Linked DNA regions of Homo sapiens: regions 1, 2 and 4 are each linked to region 3. The links are chromatin contacts, found by Hi-C or POLR2A ChIA-PET in ENCODE. All regions are on one chromosome and are shown on one strand. The core of a region is the stretch at or near the end of the contact, and the rest is flanking DNA. Distances in the headings are between cores, read along the strand shown.

Region 1 (4,554 bases), core at 1,321-3,820, 8.6 Mb before region 3:
CCACAAAAAGAAATCAATGATAGACTCTTATGTAGAATTTACTACACTTTCTTTACTGGATTTATCTCAGTTTATATTCAGGTAGGATGAGTATCTCTCTGAATTACCAAGATACTACTTAGAACACAACTCTTTGGGGTTGTAGTAACTCTTTCAGGTAACCTAAGTGCTATTTGTTCATAATCTTGAGTAATACTAACTTAAAGCCCTGAAAGGTGGATGCACTTCTGAAAATATTAAAACTCCTTGATTTTTCACAGAGATTTATATTAACAAAATTCTAAGCAACTATAGAATACCTAAATTATGCCTTTTATTTATATTTGGTTACAAGCTATGAAGCCTGAATAACAGACCAATTACTGATTATGCCACAAGGTAAAAAATTATATGCAGGCTTCTTTCCCTATAAGCACTTTAACATGACAACCCAAAAAATCTCATTTTATTCCAATAAACAAAAGTAATTAAAACCTTCATATGGTCACACTATTTAAAAGCTAAGTTCACACAGCTTATCATCATAGTATTTACTTAAGTGGGCTAAATTACTTCAGCTGACAACTTTTGGGGGAAGTCAATACCCACAAGCTTTGTTGAACCTGTGCCTGCTATAGTGCTTGATGTCAAATGAATTTGGCTTAAAGTTCAAAAACTGTAAACTCTATCTTTGTTAAATATCATTTGTATTTGTTTCCATTTCCTGCAGCATCATGTTGACTTTCTTCCTAACTTTGTATACCACTATTATTCTTGATCAACTGAAGGTATTTTCTCCATAAACTTAGTTAGCCATAAAATTTCCACAGCACACTTTTTACACTGCATTTAAAAACTAAATAACCTGTTCATCATTTAAGGACTATTCAGCTATAATTATCAGTCATGTTGTAAACATTAATCAATTTATCACAAGATAAAACTTGTCCTTTCTAGTGTTATCAGAAACGCCTAACAAAATATTGTACTACCAAAAAAGTACTGCTTAGCATAAAGTATCAGTAATCAACTCTACTAGCCTTCTTTCTGAAAACTCTTCAATGTTTTAAAAATATAATTCATACACAAAATTACACTCCATAGAATTCAAACTATATCCCTTTATAAAGTTTCGAGATCTCCATAATGGGATTTATTACTGCAGGGGGACAAAATAGGGATAGGGAGATTCTTCAGGGTTGTAAATCTGAAAAGAAAAAACAAAAAGTATTTTAGAAAACTGTATGTGCATGCCAAATAGAACTTACATACTCTTCAATTTATTCAGTAAAGTCTAAGAATAATTCACACTTTAGATAATACATCTTAATTCCAGCAATTTGTCACAACTTTCTAAATGAAAAAGCTATTAATTAAAATAAGTAAATGCAACATACTCCCCATAGCACTAACTATACGTGTCTTTAAAACGCACAACTTCAGAGACAGATGGAAATTTTCACACAGGAAACATTTTGTCCTTGCTCTCCTCCCCTTTTCTGGCCTAAAGGTAACTCTGGCACTCTGCTGGAGGCAAAGGCACATTGGTTAAAAAGACAGACAGACACTCCACTACACCCTGTCAGCAGCAGTACAGCAGGAATTAAGACAGCAACGTTAGTTTGTAATATCAAGTCTCTCCACGACTAGGAAAACTGCAGTAAAATGCACCACGAGTTCATTAATATAAACTCTTAAACTCTGCCATTCCCTTACAATTTCAAAGCAACGACCACAGAAAGCAACTCGAAAACAAAACCTAACACAGTGGCCTGTGAAACAGTGGCTCCGGCACTACGACCACTGGCATGATTGCTTTAATTACACCCGGTCTTATATCCTATCTTTAAATGAAAGATTTTTATCTACGTGCACCGCACTGCTGCATTCTCTTTACGCAAATTGCAGCTGGGCAGGGGATAGGATGGAAGGGAAAAGAATAGAAACTATGGGATTTACCCAATAATTTCCCAGAGTTGCTTCTCACAATACACAACAGACGACTACTGGAATGACAGAGCGCAGTGGCAACTATGAAATATGAAATATCGCCGCCACCGAAATATCTTCGTTTCAATGTATTACATTAAAAGAACGCCGAGGGCTAAGTTTAAAACCTTGCAAAAACTGCGAGAAAACATCTTGGTCAAAGTCCAAGGGCCAGAAGAGTGGGCGGCGGCCAGAGGCTTGAAAACAAGTCATTTTAAAAATCGCTTTGACTGCAAGTCTCGAAGTTGGGGCTTCCGAATCCAATAAAACCTTGGCGAGAGTAGAAAGCAGAGAGCCCCCGGCGACCCTCGACCCTTGGCCGAAGGGCCTCAGGCCCCGTCCTTCCTCGTTCGCCGCCACATCAGGGAAGTGGGCCCCCGCGGGCCCTCGCGTCCCCACCCGCCCCACGCCGCCCGAGCCCGGAAGGAGCAGCACTCACCGCAGTGCGGGCGCAGCAAACACGGAAGCTGCGCGGCTGCCTAGAGGCCTCCGCAGAGCCGGGAATCAGCGGCGCCGACAAGGAGATACGGCCCGCTCGGCTCGGATCAGCCCGGGCGCTCCCGAAGCCCGCCGCCCCATCCGGGCTCACTCTGACGCACGATGACGTCAGCGCGCCCGGCCGAGGACCAGCGTTAGCCGCCGCGCGAGGGCGCCCGGGAGGCTGGGGCCGGAAAGCGGAACCGAGAGCGCTTTCCGCCGTGCGGCGATGAACCTCCGGGAAAGACGCTGGGAGGCCAGGATGCCCGGCGCAACTGGACGCTCATCGGGAGTCACGGGGTCGGCCCTCAGGGGAACGGGGACTATCCGTATCAACTCGGTGTTTGTTCGTTTTCTTCACCTTGCGGTTTGTGCCCTCTCCACATTTCCTCTCTGTGTCTACCATTCTCCTGGGGGACGTGGCAAACCGTGAGCCGCTGCGTTTGAGTTTTGGGAAACCCTGCGGAAACGCCCTGGCGCCGGTGGTTTTGCGCGTCCTACCCTGTGTCACCTCAGGGTTATGATCTGGCCCCTGGCAAGGCTCCCCAAGTGTGATGCCTCCCCCCGTCCAGATGACTGCATTTTGAGGATGGAGTCAGTCTGGTGGCATTTTTTGCTTAAGTAAACAATTGTAACCGTTTGTGTAGCATCAGCGTTCAACAGCTGCCTGTGCAAATCGAAAAAAGCGAAACTTTGGAAACTAGGAAGCATCAGATGAATAATTCTGAAGACTTGATGTCAACGGGAGTATCTTGTTTTTAAACTTTTGGTTTTCTGTTCTGGAGACAAACAGTTCATATGCACTAAAGAAAAAAGTGTCATTATTTCAGATGCTCATTGCCAGCAAAGAGAACTGTATTGCAAGTCAGGCTTCACTCCCAGTATTTTCTGAATGTTTCAATAAAATGAAATATATACGTCTGCCTGTGTATTGGTGTACATGCACATATAATTGTACATAAACCAGAGAGGAGCCCAATTTTTTTTAATGCTTAGGTAATAGAAAATTTGTAAATAAAAACCCTTGGCTTTTGCTAGTCATGGACCTTTTGTATCCCCCCGCCATACTCCCCCAATAGTGCCATAGACACAGTGTCGTGCAGTAAATGTTTGTGGTATGACAACCAACGAACGACTTTTGAAGTTGACGCTCTTTGCCCGTTGAATCCGATGCTTGCTTCTCTCTGGGGAACTCCAAGGGGCAAATATTTAAAAAACTTCCAAATAGCAAGCCACTTAATTAGGGAGCCGGGGGAATTCCAAGACCCTGAACCATTTCCCATTTCCTGTCTGTGTCATTTCTGCCTGCCAGTCAGTCACAGAACAGGAGGTCTACTGTTCCAATGTTAATAGTCAAAGAAAGTGAGTGTAACAGTTTGTAATACAGAGAAAAGAAATGCCATGGCTCCCAATGACTAAAAACTTCCAAAAATGCACCTGGGGCTTGGTAGTAGTTTAGTATTTAGTTCAAGTCACTATTTCTCGGAAGGTTTACAGAACATTCCTAACACATGTGGGAAAATATATATAGCAAGAATTGTTCATTCTGAACTCAAGATTATTTCTCTTTTTCAGTTCTTGTCCTGACCAAAGCAGTAAGATAATGAATATACTTAAGTATAGGGGAAAGCTTGCATTTCAAAAACTCAAAAGCCTTAGATATTTTTAACAAAAAATATTTGTAATATTTACATATAATAAATAGTACCTCATAACTTTTAATCTTGTATAACTTTGTAGTCTAGTGTTACAGCTAGTTAATTCAGTTACCTGTTTATTCAGTTAATTTTTTTTCATTTTGCTAGTATAAAGTTGCTGTTAATCTTAAAAAAATAAGCTATGTATGTCTGCTGCAGTTGCCCTTCTAACGTTTTTCACATTTATGTAGAAAAAAAATTTACAGTATTTAAAACAATTTTGAAGAAGAAAAGTAAGATTGGAAGGTCTTGTCCTACCAGGTAATGAGTTACAATAAAGCCATAGTAATTGAGACAGTCTTGTATTATTAAACGCCCTAAGATGGACAATTAAAGGAAGGAGATACAGAGCCCCAAGAAGAGACCCATATCTATGTATTTGGGAATTTGATATACTGGCATTATGTATTAA
Region 2 (4,964 bases), core at 991-3,490, 5.4 Mb after region 3:
CTGTATGAATTACTCTTCCTCCATTGCAATTCCCCTGTCTTGATAAATTGGCTCTGTCTAGGCAGCAGGCCAGGTGAATCCATTGGGTGGTTACAGAAGTGTGAAGAGCAAGTATCTGAGTGCCTCATTATGTTTTCCAACACAGTCATACTTGAACATTTTACATGATGGGATATAACTTATTATACTAGAAATATATTTAAAATATCTGATTTCTTCTTTATATTACATTTGGCATTACATTTCTTTTTATTAAGTGTGTAAGCAGTTTATATATTAATTTCATTTCAGAAAGTAAAGGATTTGGGGTCTGATCAGTTTGAGAATCAATTTTTTGTGTGTGCGTGGAATGGAGAGTTAGTAGTTATTTTTGAGAGAGAACAGTATGGGAATTATTAGATTAGTAGAAATAAACTAAACTGAAAATCAATGTGCCTGAGGTTCATTCTTAAATCTTACTAAGTGGCAATATGACATTCAGCAAGTGATTTAACTCTCTGAATCTCCATTTCCCAATTTTAAAATGAATCCATTAGACTAAGAGGTCCACAAGATCTTTTTCTATTATTCAATCATTGAATAAAGACTGTTTTAAACTTTCTTTACAATTAAGTGTGTTGCTTTGATTACATTCATCAAAGAAATTTCCACCTAAACTGGCTCTTCAATATTGATGACCTAATACAAATTTAATGTTTTAACAATCAGTAACACACCTTCCTAGAGATTCAGGAAGGGAAGCTTAATCTGTCAGGGTATCTTTAAATAAATAGTGTGTTAGCTTAATTATACAATGTCAGCTTTCAATTCTAAGAAGGTATATAAAACCTAAAAGCAAGGTGTTCCCCAACCCCCCGCCACCAACCCCGCCCCAGGCTTTGGAAATTTGTGCCCCCATTGAAGAGTATTTTCACCTCTGAACTTTCAAGGACAACTCCTTTTGCCTCATTGAAACTGGCTTTCAAGCTTGGCAACCAAGATAAGAATATTAAGTACACTTATTTTAACACTCAAGGACACTTTCTGAATAAACCAGAATCTAGGGAGATATAAGTGAATAATTTGGACCTGCTCTCTTTGAATGTTTATAATCTGGTGGAAAAAAAATGGACATATGAATATTGATTTGTGACCAGTGCAAAGGGGGCAAAAATTCATATCCCAAAGAAAACGGGGACACATCAGGTCTGTCTTGTTCATCACTGTGTCCACAGGGCCTGACACCTAGTAGGCTCAGTGGGAGAAAGGAGCCCCAATTACCAACAAAAGCCAGGAAAGAACGGGAGGCTCTTACGGAAAAGGGTGATACTTAAACTGAGCAAGGAGGCACCTGGAAATAGTGCCACCTAATAATTTTTGGCGATCAGACTGACACACTAGAACGGTTCATAAGACCAGCCTTCTCCCATTGGCTAGCTTCCTTCCTCACCCTTCTCACCCTGGGCAAGCCGCTTCCTCTCTCTGGGCCTCTTGCTTTTCCTCTGTAACATAAAAGGGGTTGAGCAATATCATCTCTGAGAGCGCCATGTGTGTGCGTGCCAGAGGGAAAACCCCCACAACGCTAATACATCAAAACTGCAGGTTTGCACAAAAACTGAATTCTGCTGAATGCAAACAGGCAAACAGCATTTACCAGGAAACAAAACAAAATCAAGCACATAAAAAAGTAGGAAGAGTTGGAAAACGGAAGGAAGATAAGTTCTCAAACAGCTGGAATAGTTGATGTTAGCTAGCGAAGTTTTTCAGAGGAAAAAACAAGAAGTTGGTTATGAGGCAAGTGGACCTGAGAAAAAAGACTAAAGGGGAAGAATAGCAAGTAAAACAGAACTCCACTTGCTAGATCTCTCCCTCTGTCGCGCTCTTTCACCTGACCCACTCCCTTATTCCCCCCACACCCTTTCCTTCTCTCCCTACGTTACCGCACAGGAACGAAGTCTGGGTCATGTGCGGACCGCTTGTGGCTCTTAAATCCTCTTTTTGTCACCCTGGCCGTGCAAAATTTTGAAACGTCCCTCGGCAAAAAAAATAAAAATAAAAAAAAAAAATCTGTCCCTGGCCTCTTCCCTAGTTCTGGGTCCAGTTGCAGCCAAGTGAGGGGCAGCGCGCGCTCCCAAGTCCCCGTTTCAGAGACGCGCACGCGCCTGGCGCCCAACCCCCAATCCCCTGCTGCTCAGTGACCCCGCCCACGGGTTTCCGGGCCGGCGTAGCTATTTCAAGGCGCGCGCCTCGTGGTGGACTCACCGCTAGCCCGCAGCGCTCGGCTTCCTGGTAATTCTTCACCTCTTTTCTCAGCTCCCTGCAGCATGGGTGCTGGGCCCTCCTTGCTGCTCGCCGCCCTCCTGCTGCTTCTCTCCGGCGACGGCGCCGTGCGCTGCGACACACCTGCCAACTGCACCTATCTTGACCTGCTGGGCACCTGGGTCTTCCAGGTGGGCTCCAGCGGTTCCCAGCGCGATGTCAACTGCTCGGTTATGGGTAAGCCGCCGGCTCGGCAGTCCTCCGGGTCGTCCTTTCTGCCCTTGAGCCCCTAACGCAGCGCCACGCCAACTACCGCTTCCCCCCAGGCAGACGCTTGTGGGTGGCCAGAGCATCTTGACTGGATTCGGGGACCCTTGGGGACCTTCTTCCCCGCCAGGCTCGCGAAGTTAAAGTTCATCTGCTGAGAACTTCTAACTCCACACTTTCTTGGTTATCTTGGGGACTCAACACTTTGATCAAGAACTTTTTTATTCCTCCCGCTTAATTTTGTTTGCTTTGAGAGAGACTTGGGAACTGCAATCGTTTGGTTCTCCAGTCCGATCTGGTAGCGTTATTTTTAAAATTTATTTTTATTTTTTATTACTATTTTACTAGTGAAGATAGATGAGCTCAGAGACTCTCGAGGATATAGCATGAAGTTTTCTCTTTTTGTTAGATGGTGGGAAAGGGACTTTCTGCCCAGCGATTTTGGTTTGAGCGGGTGTTGATGAGTACTAGAAAACGGCTAGTACCACTCTGCATTGTTTCATGCATTGCAAGGAGGTAAAAATTTTTTAAAAAATTAATAACAAAGAAAACTTAACTCTGAACCTAGTAATTAGAAATGCCCAGAGTCTGCACAATGTTTGGCTCATGGAAGGCTCTCAATAAATACCTAGTGTTTGAACATACTGGAGATATTCCATATGCCTTCAGATAACATGGTTACCCCTAGAACAAAGAACCTAGTGAAGGGGGTGGGGTGGAAAAAAGACAATCACTAGTTAGAAGAGTCACACTGTGGTCTACCCAAACCCTCTTACAGCCTGTGACTTCTGCAGAGTCAGTAAAAAATCAGCTATAATTTTCTTGTCAACAGAACAAAGATTAAGTCATTTGTTACTAAAGAAATACCTTTTTAACTGACTGTATAGCATTTCATAATCCTGAACATTGTAACTTTTTTTTTTTTTTTTTTGAGAATGGAGTCTTGCTCTGTCACCCAGGCTGTAGTTCAGTGGCGGGATCTCGGCTCACTGCAACCTCCGCCTCCCGGGTTTAAGCGATTCTCCTGCCTCAGTCTCCCGAGTAGCTAGGATTACGGGCACATGCCACCACGCCCGGCTAATATTTTGTATTTTTAGTAGAGACGGGTTTCACTGTGTTAGCCAGGATGGTCTCCATCTCCTGACCTCGTGATCCGCCCGCCTCGGCCTCCCAAAGTACTGGGATTACAGGCGGGAGTCACCACGCCTGGCCTTTTTTTTTTTTTTTTTTTTAAATTTGAGTTTGAAGGTTGGGGCAGAAAGAGATCAGGATTTGCACTGCCCTGTCACATGCAATCTCCCATGTCAGAGCATTACTCTCAAACATGGAAAAACTTTAAAATACACAACTCTCCAGATGGACACAGCTGAATCATTTTCAGGAAGGCTCTGCCTATAAAATTACCTTTGGCCTTAATTCAGTAATTAAAGGCACCCACAGGTCTGAGCCCTCATCTATGAAGGTTAAACGTATCATTCCTATCAGCACTAATTGGTTTTATAGGATACAGACCTCTAGTTTGCTGAATAAACTTTGGAAGGATTCAGATTATGAGGTTCTAAACTGTAGAGCCTTTGAGGAGAAAGGTACCCCATTTCTTCTCCGAATAGATCATTTTGTGTCTTCTCCTGGGCTTAGCACATTGTCTTCCTTAGGATCTGATAGTCTGTTTATTTATCTTTTTGTTGTCATACCTTTTATTCTTGCATTTCCCACTTTTGACTAGCATTTTGCCTTTTCTCCGTTTCTGGAAGCCTGTAATTTTCAACATTCCCCATTTCTCCTTTTGTTCAGTGGAAAAATTTCTTCAGTGTTGGGATGCTCTGGAAAGGTACTGTAGTTTTGGGGGTCTCCCTGCCTGCTGGGCTGCATAGCATATCTCTCTTTTTTGAGACAAGGTCTCACTGTGTTGCCCAGGTTGGAATGCAGTTGTGCAATCATAGCTCACTGCAGCCTCCAACTCCTGGGCTCAAGCAATCCTTCCACCTCAGCTTCAGCCGCTCAAATAGCTGGGACTACAGGCAATGCACCACCATAACCAGCGAATTTTTAAAAATTATTTTTGTAGAGACAGGGTCTCACTATGTTGCCCAAACTAGTCTTGAAGTTCTGACCTCAGCCCCGCAAAGTGCTAGGATTACAGGCGTGAGCCACTGCTTCTGCTTGCATTATCTCAAATTTTTAGAGCCTAACTTCACAGTCTTGCCTCGGAGCAGGAACTGTTTGAGGCAACAAGATGGAGCCTCTGGTTTCTTCACTAGGCAGACTGTGCTCAAACTGGGTAGCATGAAAGGAAAGCAGCACAATTAAAATTGAAATTGGGGGATTCTTTCCCCTATTGAAATCCAAATAATTTTCCTTTATTGTGCTTTTTTTTTTTTTCTTTAGGACCACAAGAAAAAAAAGTAGTGGTGTACCTTCAGAAGCTGGATACAGCATATGATGACCTTGGCAATTCT
Region 3 (4,621 bases), core at 348-2,847:
GAGGTGGGGGTTGCAGTGAGCTGAGATCGGGCCACACTGCACTCCAGCCTGGGCGACAGAGCGAGACTCTGTTTCTAAAAAAAAAAAGAAAAAAGAAAAAATACAAAATGAAATGTGAAATTTCAATGATTCTGCATTAGGAGTTAAATGTTCCTTCCCTTTAATAGCACTTTTCCCCTTCTTTTTGAACAAGGGACGCTGCATTTTCATTTTGCATTGAGCCTCACAAATTACACAGCTAGGCTTGCTGCTGAATACGGCAGTGAGGGACATGCCATACCAGTCCTGGAGCTTCGTCATTGCCCAGACCCTGTGGATCAAATGCAGTGGGCTGCCTAAAGGATCGGACTTTTTATCCCCGGAATTGTCCAAACTATGGAGCAAAGCAGGTAAAGAGACCAGATTACTTTTAAGGCCCGTTCAATCCTAAAATGTGAACTATAAAATAAGACTAGACAGCTTTACTGATTTTTGTGGTTTATCATATGAAAACAGAATTTTGAAAGCGGAAAAATCAAACCAGTTCATTCCTTTTTAAAATTACTTTGGGAGGCCGAGGCGGGAGGATCACCTGAGGTCGGGAGTTTGAGACCAGCCTGACCAACATGGAGAAACCCCCGCCTCTACTAAAAATGCAAAAATTAGCTGGGCATGGTGGCGCACGCCTGTAATCTCAGCTACTGGGGAGACTGAGGCAGGAGAATCGCTTGAACCCGGGAAGCAGATGTTGCGGTGAGCCAAGATCGCACCGTTGCACTCCAGCCTGGGCAACAAGAGCGAAACTCGGTCTCAAAAAAAAAAAAATTACTTTGGGAGAAAAAAACCCCACCAAAACTAAACTAGTTTACACTGTTTAATCTTAACTCAGGAACCGGTCAAGGAACTAATGGTGTGGGGCAGGGGGGATGTAGGAGGAAACTTAGGAAAAACAAATCCTCCACAGGTCTCACTTGTGACATGTTAGCCAACTCCTGGGAGGCAGAAAGGGTGAGCTTACGAAACAGGTGCAAAAGTGGGGAGGAGACCTGGGCGTGCTATGGAATAACACTGGCGTCCAGCACAAAGGTTACACACTTCGAGTCATGGTCAAAGAATGAGCCTTCTCCAATATTTTAACACACAAGGGTTTCTGAAGGCAGAAATAGACAAAGGATTACAAAACACTCAGGCACACATCCCACCCGTCACCCTCGCCACACACCCGGGACCAGATTTAGAAAGCCAGGCGACAGCTCAGCAAACGCGAGACCACCGGAAACGAACCGGGCTGAGAGGCTGTTTCCTCACAGTTCTCATCCACTCACAAGTGACCGCACGTTTTGTTTTTGTTATTTGCCGAAATGTTCTTGGCTATTCCACTCACCTAAACGGTCACGGTAGCAAAACACCCAGAGTCCGGATCTTCGCCTAGGCCAACCCCGCCTCCTCAGAATACGCGAGCTAGAGCTCCGCCCACGTTAGTCAGTCCTCCCTGCGCGGCGAGAAAAATGGCGCCCCCACGTCGCGTCTCCTCCCACCGCTCGCCTTCTTCCCGGAAGCTAAGTTGTATCGCGAGATTTCGGCCTGACTATTACTTGGGCCACGGAAATAGCCAACCCTTTTCTTCCGCACGGTTGGAGGAGGTCGGCTGGTTATCGGGAGTTGGAGGGCTGAGGTCGGGAGGGTGGTGTGTACAGAGCTCTAGGACACCAGGCCAGTCGCGGGTTTTGGGCCGAGGCCTGGGTTACAAGCAGCAAGTGCGCGGTTGGGGCCACTGCGAGGCCGTTTTAGGTAGGTTGCTAAGAGGGCGAGGCCGTCCGGGCCTGGCGGGCGGGGGAGGCGTTGCATATCTGGGGTTTCCCGGGGCCCCTTCGTTGGTCCGGAGGATCGAGACTCCGAAGTCGGTCCGAGAGGGTGAAGGGATCACGGCCGCAGGCCACTCCGCGCCACGCGGCTGGTATGAGTCCCACACAAACGTGGTTGTAGTGTGGACGGGCTTCATTATATCTTGAGATGGAGGTGTTAAATCGTGTTGCGGACAAGTTTAACCTTATTACGTGATTTAAATGATTTAACCTTCGTATGTGAGGTACCCATTACTCGCGCCGGTTTTCTGCAGGTTAGGCGCTGCCGGGTGAGAGGCGCTGGTGGTCACAGCGTTAGCTCCGGGTAAAGCGCCGCTCTCTGCCCACGTGGCCTCTAAGAATTGCAGAATCCCCACGGAGGCATCGACACCCAAGTAGGAGTGTCTTCTAAACACTTCGAAAAAGTGATTATTGAGCTAGCTTTATTTTGATAATCCCTACTTTTAAAAAAAATTAACTACAGGTATACCGTTAAAGCATGGGGGCAAATTTTTGTTGAATTCCGTTTTTGAGCATTCGATATTTAATGACTTTGTAGAATCTTGTACTTAAAAAAACTAGTAAGACCTTGTACCAGGAAAATACCACAGGGGGCATTTAACAAATCTGAGCTCTTGGTGACCTTATCGTTTCATATTTTAAATATTTTGCTAGTTCATCCTAGGATTTATATGTAATGACTCATGTCAGGTCCCAAGAAGCTACAGAATGAGACAAGAGATTGACTAAGGCATGTACAATAATGAAATAAGTAGTTATCTTTAATTTTTGTTGCCATGCCTTTTTTTTTTTTTTTTTTTTTTTTTTTTTTTTTCCTGAGACAGGGTCTTGCTCTGTCGTCCAGGCTGGAGTGCAGTGGTGCAATCTCGGCTAACAGCAACCTCCACCGCGGCTTAAGCGATCCTCCCGAGTGGCTGGGAGCAAAGGCACGGGCCAACACACCTAGCCAGTATTTTAAGAATTTTTTGTAGAGACAAGGGTCTCCTTGTGTTGCTGAGGCTCACTACATACAAGCTCCACCTCCCAGGCTCAGGTATTCCACCTACCCCAGCCTCCTGACCACAGGCGCGCGCCACTATTCTGGCTAATTTCCGTATTTTTTGTAGAGACGGAGTTTCACCACGTTGCCCAGGTTGGTCTTGAGCTCCTGGGCTCAAGCGATCCGCCCGCCTCGACCTCCCAAAGTGCTGTGTTACACAGGCCTGAGCCACCCAGACCAACCTGTTTTTCTTTTTTCTTTTAGCTCACAAGAAGGAATCTTTTTCTTTTTTTTTTTTTTTTTTTTTGGTATGTTGTATACTCTCTACCATGGGGATGAAGACACAAGAATTATGATAGTTCATTGAAAAAGGTTGAGAATTCAGAACTTGTCAGTTTCCACCAATAATGGCAAAGATACAATATGACAAAGTTCAGTTGCTTAAATGAATCTAGGAATGAAGAATCTAGGAATTATAATGGAGAGGTGATTAGGAGTTTAAAATGGTTTATTGATTGGAGATCCTTTTCCTGGTTTATATAGGGCACACTTTGCTTTAGGAATTCCCCCTTTGATCTTGGAAAACGGCTTTTAATTGTACATTAATACTGTATTGGTAATTGTACGTTAAAATATGTGGCTAATGATAAAACTACATTTTTTACTTATATTGAAAGATGCTTTTGTTGGAAGGGACGGTACTTTTTTGGAATCTTGTTGCGTTGAATACATTTAGAGGGTAACAACTGAAAGAACCTGTGAATAGAATTTCTGGATTTCTTTTTAAAGAAACTGATCTGAAATGGATAAGAAGCTTAACCTTGGTAAATGATTTCGCCTGAAATCATTGGCATAGTCTGACCACGTTCAACACTGTAGTAGATACTGTCAATATTTAGGGAAGCTTTGTCATATTTACTAAATTTCATAATTTCAGAAAACTGTTTAAAACAAAGAGCAATTGATGGATAAATCAGGAATAGATTCTCTTGACCATGTGACATCTGATGCTGTGGAACTTGCAAATCGAAGGTGAGTGGATTCAATCATGTTTATTGTATCTGAATTATGAGAAACTATTGTATATAATGAGTGACAGTAAAGATAATTTTCAGGAATTGGGAAAGAAGGAAAACTAGATTTCACTGACCTTCCAAGTTTATCTAGTTACATAGATTGATATAATAGCATTGCAAATACTTTAAATTCAAAATGTGAATATATTATGGGACACATTCGTCGAGAAAAAATGTATTCTTTGGGTCATATTAGCATCTCTTCCAGACTACATCCTCCGGTTCGGTAGGCTGTGTTTGTTTTACTCAGACACTCTTAGCAGTGAACCGAACCATACAGCCTTTTGGAGCTCATACATTGTCTTGAAAGATACAGTTTTTTTGTAAGCTGAGCATAGTGGTGCATGCCATTAGTCCTAGCTAGCTACTTGGGAGGCTGAGGCAGGAGCATCCCTGGAGTTTCCAGGAGTTTGAGGTTGCAGTGAGCTGTGATTGCACCACTGCACTCCAGTCTGGGTGACAGCAAGACGATGTCTACAAAACTCTTTAATAAGAGCTGTAGCATTATGGGCTATTTAAATAGGATGATCAGTAGAAAGGCTAGCTGGTTCTGAGCCCATCCTTTAAAAAATTTTTAATTCTGGGCATGTTTTCTGAGTTGGTCTTGGAAGAAATGTACATTTAGGACTGGGTATTAATGGTAATAAGCAGTAAGAAAAGAAGATGAAATTAATTTTTTTCCCATTTTTCTAGTGATAACTCTTCTGATAGCAGCTTATTTA
Region 4 (4,893 bases), core at 3-2,502, 8.1 Mb after region 3:
GAAATCCTTCTCTTCCTAGTTCATCTTTTATTGGCCTTGCTTTTTAAAAATTCAAAATGTTTTGTTTTACTATATTCTAATGTACTTGTAAACTGCTTCAAATCTCAAATCCCTTGTGGGATGTGAACCTAAATATCTGTATTTGTAAACTGCTTCAAATCTGAAATCCCTTGTGGGATGTGAACCTAAATAACAAACAGAAAAGGTCTCTAAAATAAAAGACATGTTTTGAGAATGGAGCATTTCAGTGGGAAAACGCATGCCATAGTAAACTATGTGTGTATTCAGGAAGACGAAGGAAGACAAAGAGTTTTAAAGGAAAAAAAAATGAGGATGGTTACACATTGTTTTGAACTAATTATCTTAGCTACAAAGGTCAATAACAAGGGTGACGTCAGTTAAAGGTTGGACAGGCAGTTTCTGGGCAGACATCCTTGCAGAGGTTTTGTATAAGGTCGTGATGGTCTTTGTGCAACGTTGTGGTTTTTACAGTCTTTGTTTTCAGGCATACAAGCATGAGTACCCTCTCTTCATAGCCTTTCCTGGCTCTATTTGTCAGAGTTTTTGTTTGTTTGTTACCCAAATGCAGTAAGTCAGTACTGATTGGATTTTGGCTCAAGTGAAAACATCTACTTACAAAAATGGCAAGAACAACTGAAGACAATTTTTGTAAGCAATGTTGTATTCTACATTCATTTTGCTTTGGTTTTAATTTTTTTTAATTGACAAATAATAACTGTCATATTCATTGGGTACATAGTGATATTTCTATACATATGGAATGTAGTGATCAGGTTAGGGTAACTAGCATATCCATTATCCAACTGAGGACATCTAGTATGGCCCAGGTATTAAATAGTATTAGTAAACGATTGTTAATTTTCTGAAGACTTGGTAATAGTATTATGATTATGAAAAAAAAGTCCTTATTTTTAGAGATGCACACTGAAGTACGCAGGGGTGTGGTGTCTCATCTGCAACTTTAGGATGATTCAGCAAAAAAAAAATTTACAAGCATTTATGTAAAGATAAAGCAAATATAGCAAAATGTTGTGTTGAACTGTTGAGTCTGGGTATTGGGTGGTATTGAATTAGGGTGGATAAATCTAGAGACTTGTTATTTTTGCCGCTGTTATTATGACATCACTAGAAAGCTGGAATTATTCCCACTCTAAAGCACCCTGAAATCTCGCGACACTACGGCCTGGTGGCGCGCGAAACGCGGTGGGCGGGACTGGGGCGAAAACCACTGACTTCCGGCTACGCCGTTGTCTGGGTGGCGCGGTCGAGTCATCGCAGGGCCTCACCGCTTCGTTCTCCCGTCCCTCCCCGCGCCTTGGCGCGGGGGGTCGACTAGCCAAGTGAGGCGGGAGGCGACTCGGACCTTTCCCTGCATTTCGTTTCGGCCAGTGCCGGGGGCTACCCGCCCTGGGGCCTGGGATCCTTGGGGCCCGTGAGGCCCACTCTTAGCGGCCGGGGCCTACCGCGGCCCGCCGCTGGCCCTCATGAGGCATAGCCTGACCAAGCTGCTGGCAGCCTCGGGCAGCAACTCCCCAACCCGCAGTGAGAGCCCGGAGCCGGCTGCAACTTGTTCGCTGCCCTCTGACCTGACCCGGGCTGCAGCGGGGGAGGAGGAGACGGCGGCGGCCGGATCTCCCGGCCGCAAGCAGCAGTTTGGCGACGAAGGAGAGTTGGAAGCCGGGAGGGGGAGCCGCGGCGGCGTGGCCGTGCGCGCGCCCTCCCCCGAGGAGATGGAGGAGGAGGCGATCGCCAGCCTCCCGGGGGAAGAGACGGAGGATATGGACTTTCTGTCTGGGCTGGAACTGGCGGATCTCCTGGACCCCAGGCAACCGGACTGGCACCTGGACCCCGGGCTTAGCTCGCCGGGGCCTCTCTCCTCGTCTGGCGGAGGCTCGGATAGCGGCGGCCTGTGGAGAGGGGACGATGACGATGAGGCCGCGGCTGCTGAAATGCAGCGCTTCTCTGACCTGCTGCAAAGGCTGTTAAACGGTATCGGAGGCTGCAGCAGCAGCAGTGACAGTGGCAGCGCCGAAAAGAGGCGGAGAAAGTCCCCAGGAGGAGGCGGCGGTGGCGGCAGCGGTAACGACAACAACCAGGCGGCGACAAAGAGTCCCCGGAAGGCGGCGGCGGCCGCTGCCCGCCTTAATCGACTGAAGAAGAAGGAGTACGTGATGGGGCTGGAGAGTCGAGTCCGGGGTCTGGCAGCCGAGAACCAGGAGCTGCGGGCCGAGAATCGGGAGCTGGGCAAACGCGTACAGGCACTGCAGGAGGAGAGTCGCTACCTACGGGCAGTCTTAGCCAACGAGACTGGACTGGCTCGCTTGCTGAGCCGGCTGAGCGGCGTGGGACTGCGGCTGACCACCTCGCTCTTCAGAGACTCGCCCGCCGGTGACCACGACTACGCTCTGCCGGTGGGAAAGCAGAAGCAGGACCTGCTGGAAGAGGACGACTCGGCGGGAGGAGTCTGTCTCCATGTGGACAAGGATAAGGTGTCGGTGGAGTTCTGCTCGGCGTGCGCCCGGAAGGCGTCGTCTTCTCTTAAAATGTAGGGTCAAGTAATCTGCTCTTTATCCGCGTTTACCCCTTTCAACTCCCTTACACCATGTCAAACTTACCTTAGTGGGACATCTTCACCGGACACATTTCAGAGGAGAGAAAAAAAGTAATATTGAATCTTAAAGTGTTTAGCTAAAAGCATGAATGTGACACAGTAACCAACTCCTAATGATAACATGTGACTATTAAATCTCTCTGACAGTTTCTTTTTTAGGTGATTTCCTTCCTGCCAGGCTCCGTTGTAGGGGTTACAGAACAGTCGTTCCCGCCTCACAACCTGGTAAGGATCCATCTCTTCCCGTAACGCTCATGCTCTGCTGCTTTGTCTACTTTAATGGGCAACATCTCAGTTTGTGTGTGTGTGATTTTTTTTTTTTTTTCTGTTTTGGAAGGTGGGAGGGAAATCTAATTTGGGCCCTGTCCACCCTGGAAACAGACTTGTGCTGGTCAAGAATGTATTTAAGATGCCTCTTCTGGTTGAAATAGCTATTAATGTGTCCCCTTATTCAGACTTGCGTGTACCTAGCTCTTCTGTCCCCAGTGTGGACATGGCCTTGGATGACATCGGTTCCAACTGTACACTGAAACCTGCTTATAGAGAGACAGTTTGGAGACAGTGAAACAGGTGAAGTTGAATGGAAGTTCCGAGTTGTACAAGGTGCAAATTGGAATTCCGATTTTAGGGCAACTTTTCAGAGGTTGACAGTTAAGTATTTGGGGCATGCACAAATGTGATAGTTATTTTGCTGGAGGTGACAGGTATCTCTTAAATATCAACAATGCCTTTTAGTTTTCAGTATGAGATATAGAAACAGTCTATAATGGAGTAACATTTTAATGTCTCACCATTAGAGAAGTTGGAAATTAACATACATATGAGACTCCTGCGTTTTAGTTAATTGGAGAATAAGAATGGCTAATGTTTCTTTGAGGACCAGCAGTGATTACCCTATCACTGAGATTGAATAAATTGTTGAACATCTTTATTTTTGTTGTATTAAAATTTTAGGTTAAATTTATATATGTATGATTAGATATTGAAGGTTGTGAAATGTGAATGAAAACGTGTAAAGTGAGGCTTCACAAAGAATCTTATTCTCTGTGTTTCAAAAGTATTTGTCCTATTTTAAAATAATTTTTTAAATTGAGTGGTTCTGGCCACTTAAATGACACGATTGGTACTATTTTCCTAAGGTGGGATTTATTCCCTTGAATCTATTAACCAGTTGTATAAATTGAATTATGGTGTCCTTCAGTGTAAGAGGCATTAAGAAATTCTTTGTGAAACATCACTGCTTGATAAAGTATATACGTATTTAGCATCCTTGTTTTTCTTTGTGCTAAAGTGGATACAGCTGTTGGGGCAGAAGAGACGGGACCAGCTGCTGGCCACATTTCCTGCTTTATTTTAAAAGGTAGTATAAGAAATGAGGAAAAAGAGGTAATATCAGGGCTTCTGCTGTTTTTTATTTTTAACATGTTCATAATTAAAAAGTATTTTCCAGCAGTCCAAAGATGTAAGTTATCTTACACATAAAATGTTTTATTTTGTTATTTGGTTATGAAAATGGAATCCTTGTTCTTGCACAACTGTAAATGTTTTGTTGCTAGATAATACGATTTGAGACCTGAATTGGTCTTTGGTTTCCAGTGCATCACAGCATATTTTGTAAAATCATCTACTACTGCACTTGAGCATGAATGGGTAGTAGCCAAACTCACAAATTGGAGTGATGAACCTGCTTATACCTAAGGGCAGGAGCAAGCCCCTCACAATGCAGCTGCATGGGTTTTTAGTGCCTACTGAATTATATATATATATACATATATATATATATATATAAACCAAAAGTAGTTGGAAAGATTATTTGAAATGACTAATTTGTGCTATCTTTATGAAATATGTTAAATGTAGCTTTTTTGAAACAGAAGCCTTGAATTGAAATTTAACTAATACTTGAACATTTTGTATATATTTCTTTGTATATAATTTTGTGCAGTACCAATGACAAAAATATGGTGTCATAATAAAACCAGGTTTGTTGATCTTTTAGTTATGGGCTCAAAGAATTTATTCATCTCTAACATGATATTGGAAAATAATGGATGAAAATAGGAAAAATGATTGTTAATGCTGACTGTGGGTCTTAAAAGGTTCTGGAAAGCAGTAAGTTCATTTTTCTAAAAACTATAACATTCTGTTGGAGTATTTTCTTCCTTACGTCAATACTTTTCCTGCATTATTTGAAATTGTGGGCTGGGGAGAAACAGTAGTCAAAGCTTTCTGAATTGAGATACTTTGAAATTCCAAGTGTA

Evidence for each region. A loop is a pair of places that touch in the nucleus more often than their neighbours do. ChIA-PET counts read pairs that join two places held with the same protein, here RNA polymerase II (POLR2A). Pooled maps may share reads with other maps.
Region 1: a loop to region 3 is called in a pooled map, with 6 times the contacts of the local background. The contact joins the promoter of BIRC2 here to the promoter of TAF1D in region 3. A Hi-C loop is called at or near these places in 3 of 50 pooled maps.
Region 2: a loop to region 3 is called in a pooled map, with 11 times the contacts of the local background. The contact joins the promoter of CTSC here to the promoter of TAF1D in region 3. A Hi-C loop is called at or near these places in 5 of 50 pooled maps.
Region 4: a map of B cell shows a loop between it and region 3 (8-fold over the local background). The contact joins the promoter of CREBZF here to the promoter of TAF1D in region 3. A Hi-C loop is called at or near these places in 2 of 168 maps with a recorded cell type or tissue (B cell and naive thymus-derived CD4-positive, alpha-beta T cell) and 7 of 50 pooled maps. POLR2A ChIA-PET finds 5 or more read pairs at or near these places in 1 of 52 experiments (activated B cell).

Annotation. Positions count from the first base shown.
Region 1 is chr11:102,345,230-102,349,783 of GRCh38, reverse strand. BIRC2 (baculoviral IAP repeat containing 2) reads right to left here and starts at 2,570. Exons shown (of 9, transcript NM_001166.5): 1 at 2,408-2,570; 2 at 1-1,186. RefSeq lists an enhancer at 1,949-2,018.
Region 2 is chr11:88,335,012-88,339,975 of GRCh38, reverse strand. CTSC (cathepsin C) reads left to right here and starts at 2,240. Exons shown (of 7, transcript NM_001814.6): 1 at 2,240-2,475; 2 at 4,894-4,964. The coding sequence starts at 2,304. LOC101929174 (a long non-coding RNA gene) reads right to left here and starts at 2,092. Exons shown (of 5, transcript NR_188511.1): 1 at 1,920-2,092. RefSeq lists an enhancer at 2,245-2,524.
Region 3 is chr11:93,738,471-93,743,091 of GRCh38, reverse strand. It overlaps TAF1D (TATA-box binding protein associated factor, RNA polymerase I subunit D), which reads left to right and starts at 1,597. Exons shown (of 6, transcript NM_024116.4): 1 at 1,597-1,770; 2 at 3,761-3,855; 3 at 4,593-4,621. The coding sequence starts at 3,788. It overlaps C11orf54 (chromosome 11 open reading frame 54), which reads right to left and starts at 1,420. Exons shown (of 9, transcript NM_001286069.2): 1 at 1,364-1,420. RefSeq lists enhancers at 1-207, 728-847, 614-1,299, 1,428-1,937, 3,975-4,621.
Region 4 is chr11:85,661,488-85,666,380 of GRCh38, reverse strand. CREBZF (CREB/ATF bZIP transcription factor) reads left to right here and starts at 1,252. Exons shown (of 1, transcript NM_001039618.4): 1 at 1,252-4,893. The coding sequence starts at 1,506. The coding sequence ends at 2,570. RefSeq lists enhancers at 1,669-1,718, 1,989-2,278, 2,389-2,628.